4 separate regions of the Homo sapiens genome follow, and regions 1, 3 and 4 are each linked to region 2. Evidence: chromatin contacts called from ENCODE Hi-C or POLR2A ChIA-PET data. All regions are on one chromosome and are shown on one strand. The core of a region is the stretch at or near the end of the contact, and the rest is flanking DNA. Distances in the headings are between cores, read along the strand shown. Region 1 overlaps DUSP10 (dual specificity phosphatase 10). Region 2 has its middle 16 kb from the start of LINC02257. Region 3 has its middle 9.8 kb from the start of TRT-TGT2-1. Region 4 has its middle 130 kb from the start of DUSP10.

The links. A loop is a pair of places that touch in the nucleus more often than their neighbours do. ChIA-PET counts read pairs that join two places held with the same protein, here RNA polymerase II (POLR2A). Pooled maps may share reads with other maps.
Region 1: a pooled map shows a loop between it and region 2 (10-fold over the local background). The contact joins two enhancer-like sites. A Hi-C loop is called at or near these places in 1 of 37 single-sample maps with no recorded cell type and 10 of 50 pooled maps. POLR2A ChIA-PET finds 5 or more read pairs at or near these places in 5 of 52 experiments (AG04450, MCF 10A, activated CD4-positive, alpha-beta T cell and 2 more).
Region 3: a map of IMR-90 shows a loop between it and region 2 (4-fold over the local background). The contact joins two enhancer-like sites. A Hi-C loop is called at or near these places in 14 of 168 maps with a recorded cell type or tissue (CD4-positive, alpha-beta T cell, CD4-positive, alpha-beta memory T cell, CD8-positive, alpha-beta T cell and 9 more), 5 of 37 single-sample maps with no recorded cell type and 15 of 50 pooled maps. POLR2A ChIA-PET finds 5 or more read pairs at or near these places in 2 of 52 experiments (MCF 10A and PC-9).
Region 4: a loop to region 2 is called in a pooled map, with 4 times the contacts of the local background. The contact joins two enhancer-like sites. A Hi-C loop is called at or near these places in 1 of 168 maps with a recorded cell type or tissue (naive thymus-derived CD4-positive, alpha-beta T cell) and 3 of 50 pooled maps. POLR2A ChIA-PET finds 5 or more read pairs at or near these places in 2 of 52 experiments (PC-3 and T-cell).

What each region holds. Positions count from the first base shown.
Region 1 is chr1:221,723,864-221,727,623 of GRCh38, reverse strand. The region is part of intron 2 of DUSP10 (dual specificity phosphatase 10); the gene reads left to right. Among named protein-coding and RNA genes, the nearest start is that of DUSP10, 16 kb to the left of the region's middle. RefSeq lists an enhancer at 1,031-1,100. Within about 2 kb of position 2,508, at least 12 of the 41 ENCODE cell types and tissues checked have a DNase peak (open chromatin) inside an H3K27ac peak, as active enhancers do.
Region 2 is chr1:221,992,190-221,995,864 of GRCh38, reverse strand. No RefSeq gene overlaps it. Among named protein-coding and RNA genes, the nearest start is that of LINC02257, 16 kb to the right of the region's middle. RefSeq lists an enhancer at 3,377-3,426. Within about 2 kb of position 1,529, at least 3 of the 41 ENCODE cell types and tissues checked have a DNase peak (open chromatin) inside an H3K27ac peak, as active enhancers do; they include IMR-90 and mammary epithelial cell, where a contact is called at or near this core.
Region 3 is chr1:222,453,376-222,457,114 of GRCh38, reverse strand. No RefSeq gene overlaps it. Among named protein-coding and RNA genes, the nearest start is that of TRT-TGT2-1, 9.8 kb to the left of the region's middle. RefSeq lists an enhancer at 1,681-1,730. Within about 2 kb of position 1,579, at least 10 of the 41 ENCODE cell types and tissues checked have a DNase peak (open chromatin) inside an H3K27ac peak, as active enhancers do; they include IMR-90 and mammary epithelial cell, where a contact is called at or near this core.
Region 4 is chr1:221,610,534-221,613,973 of GRCh38, reverse strand. No RefSeq gene overlaps it. Among named protein-coding and RNA genes, the nearest start is that of DUSP10, 130 kb to the left of the region's middle. Within about 2 kb of position 1,318, at least 7 of the 41 ENCODE cell types and tissues checked have a DNase peak (open chromatin) inside an H3K27ac peak, as active enhancers do.

The DNA.
Region 1 (3,760 bases), core at 1,259-3,758, 270 kb after region 2:
AATGTTGAAAAACCACAGAATTATAGTCCATTGCACAGCAAGCATTCACTTACTCTATGTTGAATTAGAAAGGAAAGACATTTTTCAAAGAACATGGTGTTACAGAATTGTGAGAGATGTTATCAAGCATTTGATCTAACCATCCCATTTTACAGACATAGAAACTGATTACTTATCCAGGAGGATATAAATAGCTATTAGCAGTACTGGCATAGGATTCATGTTTCCTAACTCTCAGTTTAGGGTGTTTAGAAGCCCAACCAGTATATAATCCTTTGGATTAGTATCTGAGTTGTTGTTAAATAAGCAAATCTTGTGGGTTCAAGTATTCAGCCAGGTCATTCCATAATTTTTCTCATTACCTTTCTTAGGAGCGTATATAGTGACTAATTGAATGAGCCGGCTGATGCTCCCTTATATTTGTATTCAGTTTATATATTTTCTTGCGAAGGGAGTATAGTTTGGAGGTTAAGGGCACAGATTCTGGAACCAGGCTGCTGAGTTTGAATTCTGATTTTGCCAATTATTATAATTTTGGACAAATTCACTTTTCTGTGCCTCTGTTTGCTTGTCTATAAAATGGGGAGGGTAATGGCTCTTTTCTCATGGGCTCAATTGAGAATTAGATAACATATGTAGAAGTGCTTTGAACAATAACGAATGCATACTAGCTAACATTTATTGAAAATCAACCATAATTATAATATTGAATCTCTACAATAATAATTCATAATCTGCTTATATTCAACTGATATATGAGTGGTATAGTTCAGTAAAATGCTTTGATGTCACCACTAATGCAGTACAAGTAGGAGATACTTTTCTGATGCTTGGTAGATCTTTTTGTTTAAAAGTTTGGAAAAACCCAGTGTTTCTTTTGGGGTGGATAGATAACTACATAGGGTTTTTTTTTTTTTTTTTCCTGAAATAGTGCTGTGCTGAAAAATTATATGCTATTTCTATGTAAGGAAATCTTATAAAAGTCTTAGCAGAAACACTTTATGTATACTTATTGTTAAGATATTAAGAACATTTTAGAAAGAAAAACATAATATTACTAATCCCGCCCTGACTGGCCTAGTTTCATTTTTACATTTCTTTTTGTTCTCTACCCATATATGTGCATGTTTTTCAGGGTTTCTCACATAGTAACTGAAATTCATTTTCACTTTATATTGCATGTACTTTTGCTTCCTGTGTTGTGATCATAGATTTTCTTCTTTAATGCTGTAACCTGTCTTATTACCACATTTTACTTACTTGCCTATTAATATAAATTAAGATTGTTTCCAAGGTTTTGGTATGACAAGAGAAACCTCTTGAAGGAAACCCTTGTTTGGAATTTTCTCCACCTTCCCACCCAACTGCACTCCCCATTTAGAGAAATGGGTACTAGCTGCCATTTTGGGTGCTAGTTGCCAGTTTGAGTTTATTTTTCCCCCCAATTCTCTTTCACTTTTTAACTTCTGCTTTTCTTTCCTGAGTGTAAGATCCAAATACCTATCAAAGTTGTGAGTTTTTAGGGACATCTTTATCCTTGACCACAGGTCTTGATACTGATCCTGAATGTGTGTGTTTACCACATGTCCTGTAAGGCACATATTGCAGATCTTGGACCTCTTTGGTGGATAGAGTGAGGACATGAGGAAGCACCACTCAGCGCTATTAAAAATCAGAAGCTATTGTGGAAGTGAATGATCTGGCAAGGCTAACAACGGCTCCTTATTTCATAAATATGAGTCACTCCCAGTTTTACACTGTAGATAAAACACTCTGAAAGGGACAATAAAAGCAGCAAGAGGTAGATTTAGTGAGATGCTGAGTAGATGTGTTTGTGTCTCCCTTCCTCTCAACTTTTCTAAATCCTGAGGTTTTAGTGCAGTGCTGAAGTCTTCTAGGGGCTTAAGCAAACACAGGCAGCAAAAACACATCAGAATGGAAAGATAATTCCCATTAGTTCATTTTGCCAAATTGAGGTAAAGTGCCCTTTAAATAGGAGATAATTCTTTGACAGATAATTAGCTTGTCTTCCTTGATAAAATATGTGAATTGGTTGAGTATATTATAATTAATTTTGCATATTATGTAAAAATCTATTCATGTACACTTACTAGGTGAATCTCTTAATTCCTACCTTGAGGATGGCTAGAAAGCCCCATTTCTGCTCCAGTGAATAGAAAGAGCTGGAGGAATGCTGTGGTTATGGAGTCCAGGAAGCCCTCTCTTACAAAGATTGGGAGGAGCTGAATGTGGTATATCATTATTAAAAGACACAGAGACTTCATATTAATACATGCATTTATTAAAACAAACTTTGAGAACACTTTTAGGCCTGAGAATGAGATGCTACAAAGTTGCCTAAATAATTACCTTGAAATCAATCTCTTGCTAGTGACATTCTTCTGGCTTCCCAATGTGGAGCTTTTTCCAGGGAGTGGAGTGAGTGATTGGCTGGGTGCAGCTAGCTGTTGGCTGGGCGGTGGCTGTGGGAAGTAGCCTGAGAGGGCACAGAACAGTTGCTCAATGACTCAGTGAGTCAAAGCTCCTCTCTGCAGTTTTTCTTCCCCCTACTCCTTAAGCCATTCTGAGCTCCTTCAGGCATCCCCATGTATCTGCGCACTGCTTTTGGGGTGTCTTTTCTCATTCAAAGCTATTGTCGTGGCTACTTGATTTGGCTCATATTAAAACGTGCACTGGGAGATGTTGGAGTGCTGAAATAAAAGAGCATGCTGTAGTTAATCGATCAGAGAGCCTCTCTTCTCCAAGTTGAAGTGTTTCTTTTCCTGAAAATAGAGTGGCTATTTGATGTTCCATGGGAGCCGAATGACTTCCTGGTGTAGTGTGGCTTATAGCACCGTAGATTTTAGTCATTGGTCACTACCCCTCCATGTGCATGCACACACATTCACATGCAAACAAACACATATTTTAGTTAACATTTGTAGAATGGGAACAATTATGACACTGAGCATTAACTCATTTAATGGGGATAGCAATAGTATTAAATCTATCTGCAGCGTCCAATATAGTAGCCTTGCTGCAAGCCAAACGTGGCCATTGAGCACTTGAAATGGGGCCAGTCCAAACAGAGATGTGCTGTAGGTGTAAAATATATACCAGATTTCAAGACTTTATATAGAAAATAATGTAAAATATTTCATTAGTAATTGTTTTAATATTGACTCTTGAAATGATATTTGCACATGTTAAGAAAAATATATTAGCAATATTTTACCTGTTTGTTTTTACTTTCTTGAATGCAGCTACTAGAAAAAAAAAATGCTTGTTATTATAGTAGCCTGAATTCCATGTCTATCAAATGTTGCCGATCTCAATGTGGTAATAACAGTATTATTATCCCCACTTTTTAGATGAGGCAATTGAGGCTGAGAGAGGTTAGGTAAGTTGCCCAAGGTCTCACAGCACAATGCCAAATTCAGACCTGCCTGACTCCAGAGCCCACACCCTTCATCACTAAGAAACTGTTGTATAATAGAGAATTTGTCTGGCCGTTGTCCTCAGTTCCTGGGAAATAATTTCTAAACCCTTGGAACTCCCCGAGTGTTAGGAGTGTCTTTGTTATGCATGATGAGCCCCTTGGATCACACCTGTGTTTATGTTAATGCGATGACTCAGGATAAGAGTTTATCATCAGAAAGACATCCACATGATTAGAAGGTCAGGGCTTTGTATTAGTTCATCTTCTTCAGCAGAAGAGAGTGGGACTGAAGATTGAGTTCAATCACAAGGCCAATAATTT
Region 2 (3,675 bases), core at 280-2,779:
GCATGAGGGGCTTGTTAGAGACCAGATTGCTAGTGGAGTGGGCAGGGAGCATAGCAGGACATGAGTCCTAGGGAAATGGTCACAAATAGCCCTGAAGCATCCTCTTACCCATTTTCATTCCAGAAAAGCTGGCCTGGCCAGGCTGCAGAATCAGAGGTGCATATGGGCACACAGTGGCTCCCCTATCTGTGAGGTCTAATTCCATCTGGTAAATGTCCAAGGGGGTTTCCTTAGTGCAGAGCCACCTGTAGGGTGAATCAAGGTGACAGCAGAGCCCAGAGGAGGGGCCATGCCCTCGTCACTGCTGGCTGAGCCACTCTTGACCCAAGGTACTGTGACCCTTCTTGGTTCTGAGTCCCTCAGTCTCCTAAAATCTCTAGCAATTATCTTTTCTTTTCTTACTGCAGCCTCCACTCCTGTCCCTGGGCATGTCCTAAACACTGGCCATTGTAGTATTAATCGCACAAACCAAGCAAGTCTAATTTACAAAACAAGCCATTGCTTAGTGGAGGAGACTCGGCCAATGTGCACATCGCAGCATCAGTCCCTATTTTTCACAAACTAACCCAGTTAACCCAGTTAACTTCTCTCTGCCCATCCTGCTAACTAGATAATGGATACTCAGTGAGTGCAGCCCTAACTAAACATTAGATTGTTAGTCAGACTGGAATGTTCCTCCGTCACATACTTGAACAGTGTTTTCAGTTTGGGGTTATCCACATGATCCATTTCTCATTATCACGGACGACAAAGACCCAACTGTGTTCATCAGCATATGAACATTACTCACACACACTCATTTCATAAGCAAGAAAACACAGAGAAAGGAGAAAAAAAAAGATTAAAATAAGTGCAGTAAGGAGTGGGAGGCTTGGAGAATGAATCAAATAAGAGATTGTTATAACTGGAAGAGACCTTAAAGGGAAGTCTGTTCTTCTAAACCCATCATTTTATAGTTTCTTTGTTTTTGTAATAAAAAGACAAAGCAAATGAGGCTAAGCCAGAGATCTAGTAAGTGGCAGAGAAGGAACCAGAACTCTTCTGACTCTTCTAGGTTATCTAACTCTTAGTGAGCTGTGCATTAACCTTGTCGCCCGTCTAAGTAATGGGAGGAAGAATAGGTACTGGTTGAGAGTCAAGTTGAGAAGTGAGTTCTTTGATAGAGGTGAAGATGAGGCCAGTTACTTGGGTCTCAAACTGAACAGGAAACACCATCATTTCCATTTTCTGATCACTTTTAGAGTCAGTGCAACTCTAAAAGTCAGTGCAACTCTAGGAAGTGGGTGTACCATCTCACTCTTTCCACATCCTCTTGGCCTCCCTTTGGACTCCATGGGGCTGTAGGATGGTGCTGTGTTGATCTGCACCTCAGTGAAAACACCTCTCTGCCATCAACTTCCAGTTTGTCCCTACAGCTTTCCTGACTCCACAGTGGGCTACCTGGATTTAAGCCCTGCCTTCCCTGAGGTCTGCTGTGCTGGAAACTCTCCTGAGCATCATGACTCAAACCATGCAGCCTAAAAGGACCAGTATATGAGTCAGCTGATTCTCTTCCCCTTTCAGGCAAGCAGTTGATGTCTTAGAACCCTGTTCTTTTTCTAACTAGCATTAGAGGCCTGGTTAAGCGAGAACAGCTCTTTCTTCTGTTAAGAGGATATATATTCGGGAGGGTCCGGAGACATTTGAATCAAGACTCCCTAGTTCCTTCCCAAAGGAGATAAGAATCCCCATTGGGCCTTGAAGCTTTGAGGACCAGGTCTGTTTCTGAAGCATTCTTGTAAAAAGGTACAAACCTTCAGGTCTAGTTTAAATTCATTTCTATTATGTAGCCCCAAAGATCTTGGCTCAGGGGTTACTTTAGACCTCCCGATAGCTCTCAGAATTCCAAGCATATGCCCTATGGGCTTTCCTAGGTCTTCTCCATGTACTGAAATGTCAAAGACAGGGAAGCAAGAGCTTGGCTCATGTCCTCATCATCTCTCTTCTGGGCTACTGCTGTCATTTTTTCACTGGTCTCCTTTCCCCAGTATCATTTCATGAGTGCCTGCAAATGAGTAAATGAATGAACACAATCTCACTCTTTTCTAATTCATCCTTTCCACCAGGGGTCTCCAATCCCTGGGCCATGGACCAGTATCAGTCTATGGCCTGTTAGGAACCAGGCCTCACAGTAGCAGGTGAGAGACAGGCAATCAAGCAAAATTTCATCTGTATTTACAGCTGCTCCTCATCACTGGCATTACCACCTGAGCTCCACCTCCTGTGAGATCAGTGTTGGCATTGGATTCTAATAGAAGCATGAACCCTATTGTGAACTGTGCATGCAAGGGATCTAGGTTGTGTGCTCCTTATGAGACTGTAATGACTGAGGATCTGTCACTGTCTCCCATCACCCCTAGATGGGACCTTGTAGTGCAGAAAAACAGGCTCAGGGCTCCCACTGATTATACATTATGATGAGTTGTAAAATTATTTCATTATATATTACAAGGTAATAATAATAGAAATAAAGTGGACAATAAATGTAATACACTTCATTCATCCCTCCAATCCGGTCTGTGGAAAAATTGTCTTCCACAAACCTGTCCCTGATGTCGAAAATGTTGGGGACCACTGCTTTACACTGTTGTTAAAGAAGCAGCTTTAAAGGGCAAAAATCAAGTCAAGTTGCTCCCATTTCCATAGCTCCTCAGTCCCTAGAGCACAGCAGCCCAGAAGAGCATCTAGAACATTTGGAGTTACCTGTCTTCCAACCTTATGTCCTGAGACTGCCTGTGTCTGCCTTTACGTTGTGACCACTAGTGTAATCCAAACTCTCTGATTTTGTTCTTTTAGCTCCTTCTACTCGGAGAAACTTCCCCTTCACTAATGGGAGACATCTTTGTGATTGTTTAGGGTCCAGGTAAAATTTCACATCTCGAAGAGGGAATGCTATAGAATCCAATACACCTTGGCCTGATCACTGCCCCATCATGTGCTAACTCTGTGGACACAAGGGAATGTATTACTCTCTTCATGCCCAACTTTGCTTAGCTTTATATTGTGGAAAACAATATCTACCTCTTAAGATTAATGTAAGGATTGTTAAAAAATGAACTTAGGCATATTAACATTCTAATGAGTTTGAGCATTCAGCATTTCATGACCTGGGCAGCATTAGACCACAAGTGGTTTGGCACTCCACTGAAGGGGTGCGAAGGGGATACTTTTATACGGTGTTTGTGAAAGAAAGACAGAGGAAGCATTTGATTGGTTAAAATGGAAAGTCCCTAGTTAGAGATTAGTTGGTGGTTTCTGATTGGTAAAGTCCCTAGTTAGAAGCTACTTGGTGATTTCTGATAGGATAAGCTTAAGCTTTGTTTCACTGTTTACATTGAGTTGGGTTTTGGTTTGCTTAGGAAGAGACCCAGGGTGCTGGAGTTTCTGCAGCCTACTGGCCTCCTATTAAGCATTTTCATAGGATAAATACATTTATGTACATAAAGCAACTAGCTTTGTACTTGGCAAAATAGGTGAATAAGCCATTTAATTTTTTATCCCAATAAGCCATAGTTTCCTTTTTCTTCCTTTTTATTCTTTGAAGCCCTTTTCAAACTCTCAGTGGGGGTTAACTCTCCTCTGTGCTGCCATTCTCCAAGGAGCCATTTCTCTTGCTAGATGGTATGCTTCACAGGC
Region 3 (3,739 bases), core at 330-2,829, 460 kb before region 2:
GAAGGCAAATGGGGAGCAGATATGTCTTCACGGTAGGAGCAGGAGCAAAAGAGAAAGAGAAGGGAGGTGCCACATACTTTTAAACAACCAGATCTCATGAGAACTCAGTATCTTGAGGACAGTACCAAGGGGGAAATCTGCCCCCATGATCCAATCCCACCTCACACCAGGCCCCACCTCCAACATTGGGGATTACATGAGATTTGGGTGGGGACACAGATCCAAACCATGGCAAAAAGCTACCCAAGTGATTTTAATGTGCAGCCAGAGTTGAGTACCATTGCTCTGACAAAATTTTTTATCTTATATATGAACAAGAAGAGACTTCAAGAGCTTAAGTAACTGACCCCAAATAAAGGCCATACAGTCAATTACTGGCCAAGACTCTGGCCCGCTCTATTCCCCTATTGGAAAACCTCCACAGCAGTCACACTTTGGGTCAATTTCTTACAGAGGATAGCTACAGTCTTTATGTCTTTAAATCTAAATCTAGATATATTATTTGAATAGTGCTAGCATACTCTGGCAGAACTTTTGAGAGTGAGGACTGTTCCAGAACTATCTGTGCTATGTGACCTCAGGATCTGGAGGTGGTGACAGGCTCAGATTTTACAGTCAGGAAAGTCTGGTTTCAAATGGTAGTTCAGCCACTGACAGCTCTGCACCCTTGGCCAAGTTACTTGGCATCTCTGATCTTCAGTTTCCTTGTAATGTGAATGTTTTGTCAACACAGACTGGTTTCTTGGTTGTGAAGACTAAATAAGATAAGGCCATAAAAGTCTCAGCACGTAATTAGTGCCTTTTAGGAAGCCGATGACTTATCCATTAGCTGGTGGTGCAATTTTACCTTTTAAATGATAGCAGTACTAGTAATTATTACTGTTGTTGTTCTTCTTATATTCCATGTATTTGCCTTCCAGATAGGTGGTTCTTAAGCAGAGGTGATTTTGTACCCCCAGGAAACATTTGGCAATGTCTATAGGTATTTTGATTGTTATAACAGGGGTGGAGGTTTGGGGACAGTGGTGGGGTGCCAGTGACACCAGTGGGTAGAGGCCAAGGATACTACTAAATGCTCATAATGCGCAGGCAGCCTCCCAACAACAAAGACCTATCTGACCCGATGGTGCGAAGGTCAAGAGACTCTGCTGTAGATATCTGTAAGTAATTGGGAGCTTGAGGGCCCAGAGCCACTGGGTGGTGACAGGATGATAATTCTCAATTTTTGCTATTGTGTGGCAAGGGGGCAATGTGTTTAGGGGGTTGCAAACAGCTCCATGTCTACTCTCAATCACCACAGAGGAAGGACTTTCCAACTCTTTACATATGAGTTGCTGTGGTAACCGGTAAGTAATAACCCTGGGGTTTATACTCCTTAGAGGTGCTGTGAGGATAATCTTGCACCTAAAGTTTAGAAACACTGGTATCAAAGCCTAAAGAAGACAAGACGATTGCATCAGATCCCACAGGAGGGCTGTCTTTCTCCATGCTTGTGTTTTGGGCCCCTGGGGGTTGCATCAGCCTCCTCACTCATGAGCTCATCATTTATAAATGACAGCCGCCAAAGTCGGGAAGTATGAAACAGTTGCCAAATGGAGAACTTGCTCAGCTTTCTTGCTGGAGCCCTGTGTCTTAACTTACTTATATTAAAAAATAAAAGGAGCACAATTCTGCTAGGCAAGCTCTGCTATGTGAGAAGGGAAGAATACATGCAGAACTTCTCGTTGAGAGCACAGAACATTTTCGTGTCTGTCGAGATCACCGTGGTTGCTGAACGTGGCCGCTGTTGAGCAAGTGGTCAGTAGGTGGCGCTAAGTCATCGCCGAGAGGACGCTCCTGTCCTAGACCTGAGTTACTGTCAGTCTTGGAGCGCGCACACCCCAGAGTGAAAAATATAGTAACAGGAAAGATTTAGTTCTTAAAATAAGTCAGCAGCTCAGCGAAGCAGATACTACCTCGGCAGGTACATTTTCTTTCTTGAACTGATGGAAAAGGGCATTTACTGCCTACAGGCTTCTGGCTACAGAAATCAAACAATCAAAATATTCAATTAAATGAAACCAGCAGCAGGCCTGGCCCCAGAAGAGAATGAGAACCAGCTGGGCTCAGCCCTATGTCTGGGATCCGGTACCGACGTTCCTCTGTACTGACACGTCCGGAGCCAATGTCGAGTCACGAGTCACCCAGGCACGGTTTTCTCTCTCCAGTGAAGGCTTTGGGTGCTGAGATGTGCAGTTGTAACGTGTAGCATGGAGACCATTTTAGTGATCTAGCTGGCTCTTCTTAAATTATGGGAGTCCTGGCCGTACATGTAGGTGAGGACGCCACCTTTCCCACCTACGTGAGAAGGTAGGAGAGTGGAGATCCCTTGAGGCGCTGGAACAGGAGTGTTGTCATGGTGATGGGGCCAGTCACAGGGCTCACCAGTCCCTTTGGCGGAGTCTCTGCCTCAATTGTAAGGGAATTTGGAATCACTGGATCAGATGCAAGTTCACAGTCATGTTGCCACTTTTTTCCACAATCTATAGCCCCCACCGTGAAAGCTCCAGTGGGTCATGCTTTAGAAAGGGGAGGGAGGTAAAGAGTGGGTGGGGGGCTTTGAATCCAATAGTCCTGTATCCCAGCTCTGCCACCAGTGAGCTCTGTGACCTTGCAAATGCCATTTTGCTTAAGCTTCAAAGCTCTCCTCTGTAAAATATGCATAGAATGGGCAGGAGGGCTGCCAATGAGCTGCTTGAAATGAGTTCACATCTCTTGGAAGCAGAGAAAGCTTACAACTAAAGTGGCCAGACAGCCATATGTGATCTTAGAAGAACTGTTGAACCCAGAGAGAGGCCTCGAAAATGGAGATGGGCAAATGCCATTCCCACCATGCGAATCCCTTTCCCATTTTTGCTTGTGGCTGCCCAGACTCGGTCCCTACCCACGCTTAATAAATTCTTACAATTTATTCTCCTGCCCTTCAGCTTGACTTGTAATAATGTAATGATGGCTATCAGGGTTGGAACAGCAAGCACGATACCAGCACTTTAGGAAGATTAGTTTCCTCTATTTAATGCTCATGACTACCTGCAAGGTAAGTGTTGTCACACCGGGTACAGATGAGGAAATGAAGGCAAATCTCTGCGCAAAGTCCTGGGTGGGTGGGCTGGAGAGTTGGGAGCCTGACTCGGGTTTATCTGAGAAAACAAGTGGGCAGGAAACTCAACTGCTCCACATGAGATGCAGAAGTTCTGCCATTTTTTTCTCAGATTATAAAGTGTCAGAGGCTGCTCTGGAAAAAAAAGGTGCAATGAATTCTTGTTCAATCATTAATGGTGCTTCAAAGGACATACAGGCCCATGCACACATCCTTCTATGTAGGTACAGAGAATTATTTTTATCCTGAGTTGCACACATTTATTATGTTATTAATAGCATGGACTCAACTGGGTGTCCCACAGAGTGACTCTTCTAATGACTGGTTAGGAAATTTGACAGCAAGTAAGAGGGCGGTGAGCCTGCTTTCTGGTCTGGGCCTGAGTGACCCCCCATCTTCCTCCATTTGGTTGAGAACAGGCTACAGGTCAGACCTCAGCCACTGGGATACTGAACCAGGGCTTCCTGGACCAGCGCCTCTTTAGGGTTGAACACTCACCTTCCTGCAGTACAAAGCAGTGGGCAGTCTCGAGTGCCCTTCTGAGGTCAGCCTGTTGGGGTGTAAATGGTTCTTGAAATGCATCTGATTTCCAGCTTGTTA
Region 4 (3,440 bases), core at 69-2,568, 380 kb after region 2:
TCATTTTACTGGGGCTCATAGAATGAGGATTATAGAGGATCAGGGTGTCAAATACCTGCATAGATGCCATGGGCAGCGTGTAGGCATGGGCTTTTGGGAGCTGTCTGCCCAGAGGTAGGCAATAAGGGGATGCACTGTCTATAGAAAATAATTTTTTAAAAAAAAGCTCACTAAAGTTGGCTTGTCTGTCTTCACAGGATGCAAGCAATTCTAAAAAAAAGTCAATCATAAAATATCTTCCTTGAAAAACATTTTTCCTAAGCTCTAAATAATTAAACAGTTACTAGTTTGTTCTAATAACATATATGTAAGTTTCAAATTAGCTCATTTTTCTTATTGATGTGTTTAATAAACATTATGTTCTTTTACAAACATTGTATTGTATTCCGAAGTAAGTTGGAGGAACTCTCCAGTATATAGTCAATAAGGAACAATGTGTGGACTCAACTACAGCCATTTGTTTTGAGGGGAAGTTTGTGATGATTTAGAATGATTCCAGCTTGCTTCGAGTGCAGTGCAGTTTATCTCCAAGCCCTGTGATGCTACATAGTACCAAATCTGAACAGTAGATTGGAGACAAATATGATGGTTCAGTGATTGTAAAGACAAAGAAAAAGAACTTGAGTTACTACCATTGTCACATTATGTGACCACTGTAGGATTTTATTTGTGTTTAAAATTTACAATAGTGAACTTGAGAGCAGCCATTAGCAATCCATCCATCCATCATGACCACCTTTTTGCCTAAGCCCAAACACATCCATTCATCTCAACATGACGCAGATGGTCACCAAAAACTGGTCACATCCGTAGGTGAAATATGAACTATTTGCTATCTCATTTGTAGGTTCTTTCTAATTATAAAATCTCATGTTTTTGAAATAGATCAAGTTCCAGTTTTATATATTTTAACTATTTATCTGCAAGAAGGAAAGGCTTCACTGCCACACAAAAAAAGAAATCAACATTTTTTCCAATTCTCAAATTTTAAGATATTTATCTTCAATTTCTCCCCAGGTAGTGCCTAATAATATTCCTTCTCTAGCCCAGCAATGTTTTATAAATTCAATCATCTGAGATGTTACACACCCATATTTGACTAATCTACACATCTGAGGATAGCAGAAATCTTGTCCATGAGATGAGCAACAACTGTGACTATAAATGAAAAAAGACAAACTTTGGTTTATCTTTCAAAGCTGTGGGCACTGGTTAGAGGATAGGACAGAGGAGGGAGAGGCTTCCTAGACACAAAGTAGGAAGCTGGCTTCATTCACGTCAGGGAGGAAACATGGCCCCTGGCCATAAAGGCCTCCCAAGATGACTCATCCTGCCCTAAAATGGGATTTGTTTATTCTGGGAACTCATTTTGTCATCCTAGCCCTGGAGTTAAGATTCTAAAAGCTCGTAGGTAGTAGGTGGTTTGGGCTGCCAAGAAGAGTAATTGGATTAATGCATTTCTATTTCAGATTACTGCCAAATTAGTCTGTGCTATGTGGGCTTTTTATGTTATTGTGAGTGTGGCATAACAGAACCAGCTGCTTCTGTGACTTTCTTATCCTCTTCACATCAGACCCATTCATCCAATCCCTCTCTTATCTTGTCGCATATCAGACCCATTCATCCAGTCCCTCTCTTATCTTGTCGCACATCAGACCCACTCATCCAGTCCCTCTCTTATCTTGTCACACCTCCAGATTCTTCTTTTAAAGTCCCTGGGCAGTGCTGTTCATCCTGTTCCCTTCCTAGTCACTTGCTCTTGCTTTCAGCTTCCCACTTCTTCTCAGGCTTCTTGATGCAATTAAATAAAACAAAACACGCCAACAATCTTTTCAATTATACCAAAGCCTTATCAATTGTGATTTCACTCAGTAGGAATGTATAATAATTCAATCCAGGCCTGATAGCAGTGTATCTCTGCAGCTGCCATGTAAAAGGCAGTTAAGAAGAAGAAACGTAAAATAAATCAGAGGAAATGATTATATGGACTTCAGCCAATAAATTGTTTATTGTCAATGATCTGTAATTAATTAGAACTGGAACAGAGTTTTGTGATGTGAAGAGTATTGGCTTTGGAGGCTGATAATCAAGGGTCAAGGTCTTGCTCTACCACATTTATATTCTTTGTGATGCTGGGAAATCTGCCGACATTAGAGTTTTTCTTAACTGCTTCACAGCATTGTAATTAAATAAGCAAATATGAAAATGCTTTATATGTTGGTAAATGTTATACAAATGTAAGGGCATTACTTCTTTTTTTTTACTCATTAATTCAGACCCTACTTGGGTCAACAGTTTACACAACTGCTGTTACTGTATGAAACAGTATTACAATCACAATTATTTTAGAATCTTCTGTAATTCAGAATTTTACTAACTCAGTTAATTTCCATCTGTGAAAATTGCCTGCAACACATAAAATATCTTTTCAAAGTTCAGTTTACGTGTTGACTTTAGTAGGGGATAAAGCTGTGAGGGTCTAAAGCAACTATTCTCTTGAAAAAAAATTTTTTTTTGGTCTGCTAATCTGACATTTCAGTATTATTTTGTAAATTTAAAAACTATATGTAGCTAGACATTCACAGGTGGAAGTGAGCAGTATGAATCCAGCTTTGATATTTTGGGTGCAAAATTTACTTGACCTGGATTCTGATCAATATATTGCTATAATTTACTGCCTTCTTTTCCTCAGTGACAATTTTTATGAGAGCAAGTACTTCTTTGATCTTTATAGTCTATTTACCAACTTCTTAGAACCTTCTAAGTGACTCTTCTAGGGCACATGGTTATTCAAAGAGACTTTTGCCCCTGTGACTTGATGGGCAAAAAAGTTATTATTATTATTATTTAGATGGAGTCTTGCTCTGTCACCCTGGCTGGAGTGCAGTGGCAGGATCTGGGCAACCTCCACCTCCCGGGTTCAAGTGATTCTCCTGCCTCAGCCTCCCGAGTAGCTGGGATTACAGGCATGCACCACCATGCCTGGCTAATTTCTGTATTTTTAGTATAGATGGGGTTTCGCCATGTTGGCCAGGCTGGTCTCCAGCTCCTGACCTCAAGTGATCCGCCTGCCTTGGCCTCCCGAAGTGCTGGATTACAGGTGTGAGCCACCATGCCCAGAGTAGCAAAAAGTTCTTGCAAATAACATTTTATTTTCTTTCACTGTAGACATATACACTCATTCTAAAAGTATGGAAAGTCTTAAGAAGCAAAAAGAAGAAAATATACAACTCCCTTTATACTATACCCAGAGATAAATAACTGCTGTTTGTTTTTGCTGTATATCTTCTCAAATTTTTCCTATGACATCATATGCATTTTATTAAAATTTAATGAACTTTTATGGACTTTTCTTATTACAAAAGTAATATGAGATTATTGCATAAAACTTAGAAATACATTCAAGTGAAAAGAAAATAAAACTAACCCACAATCCTATA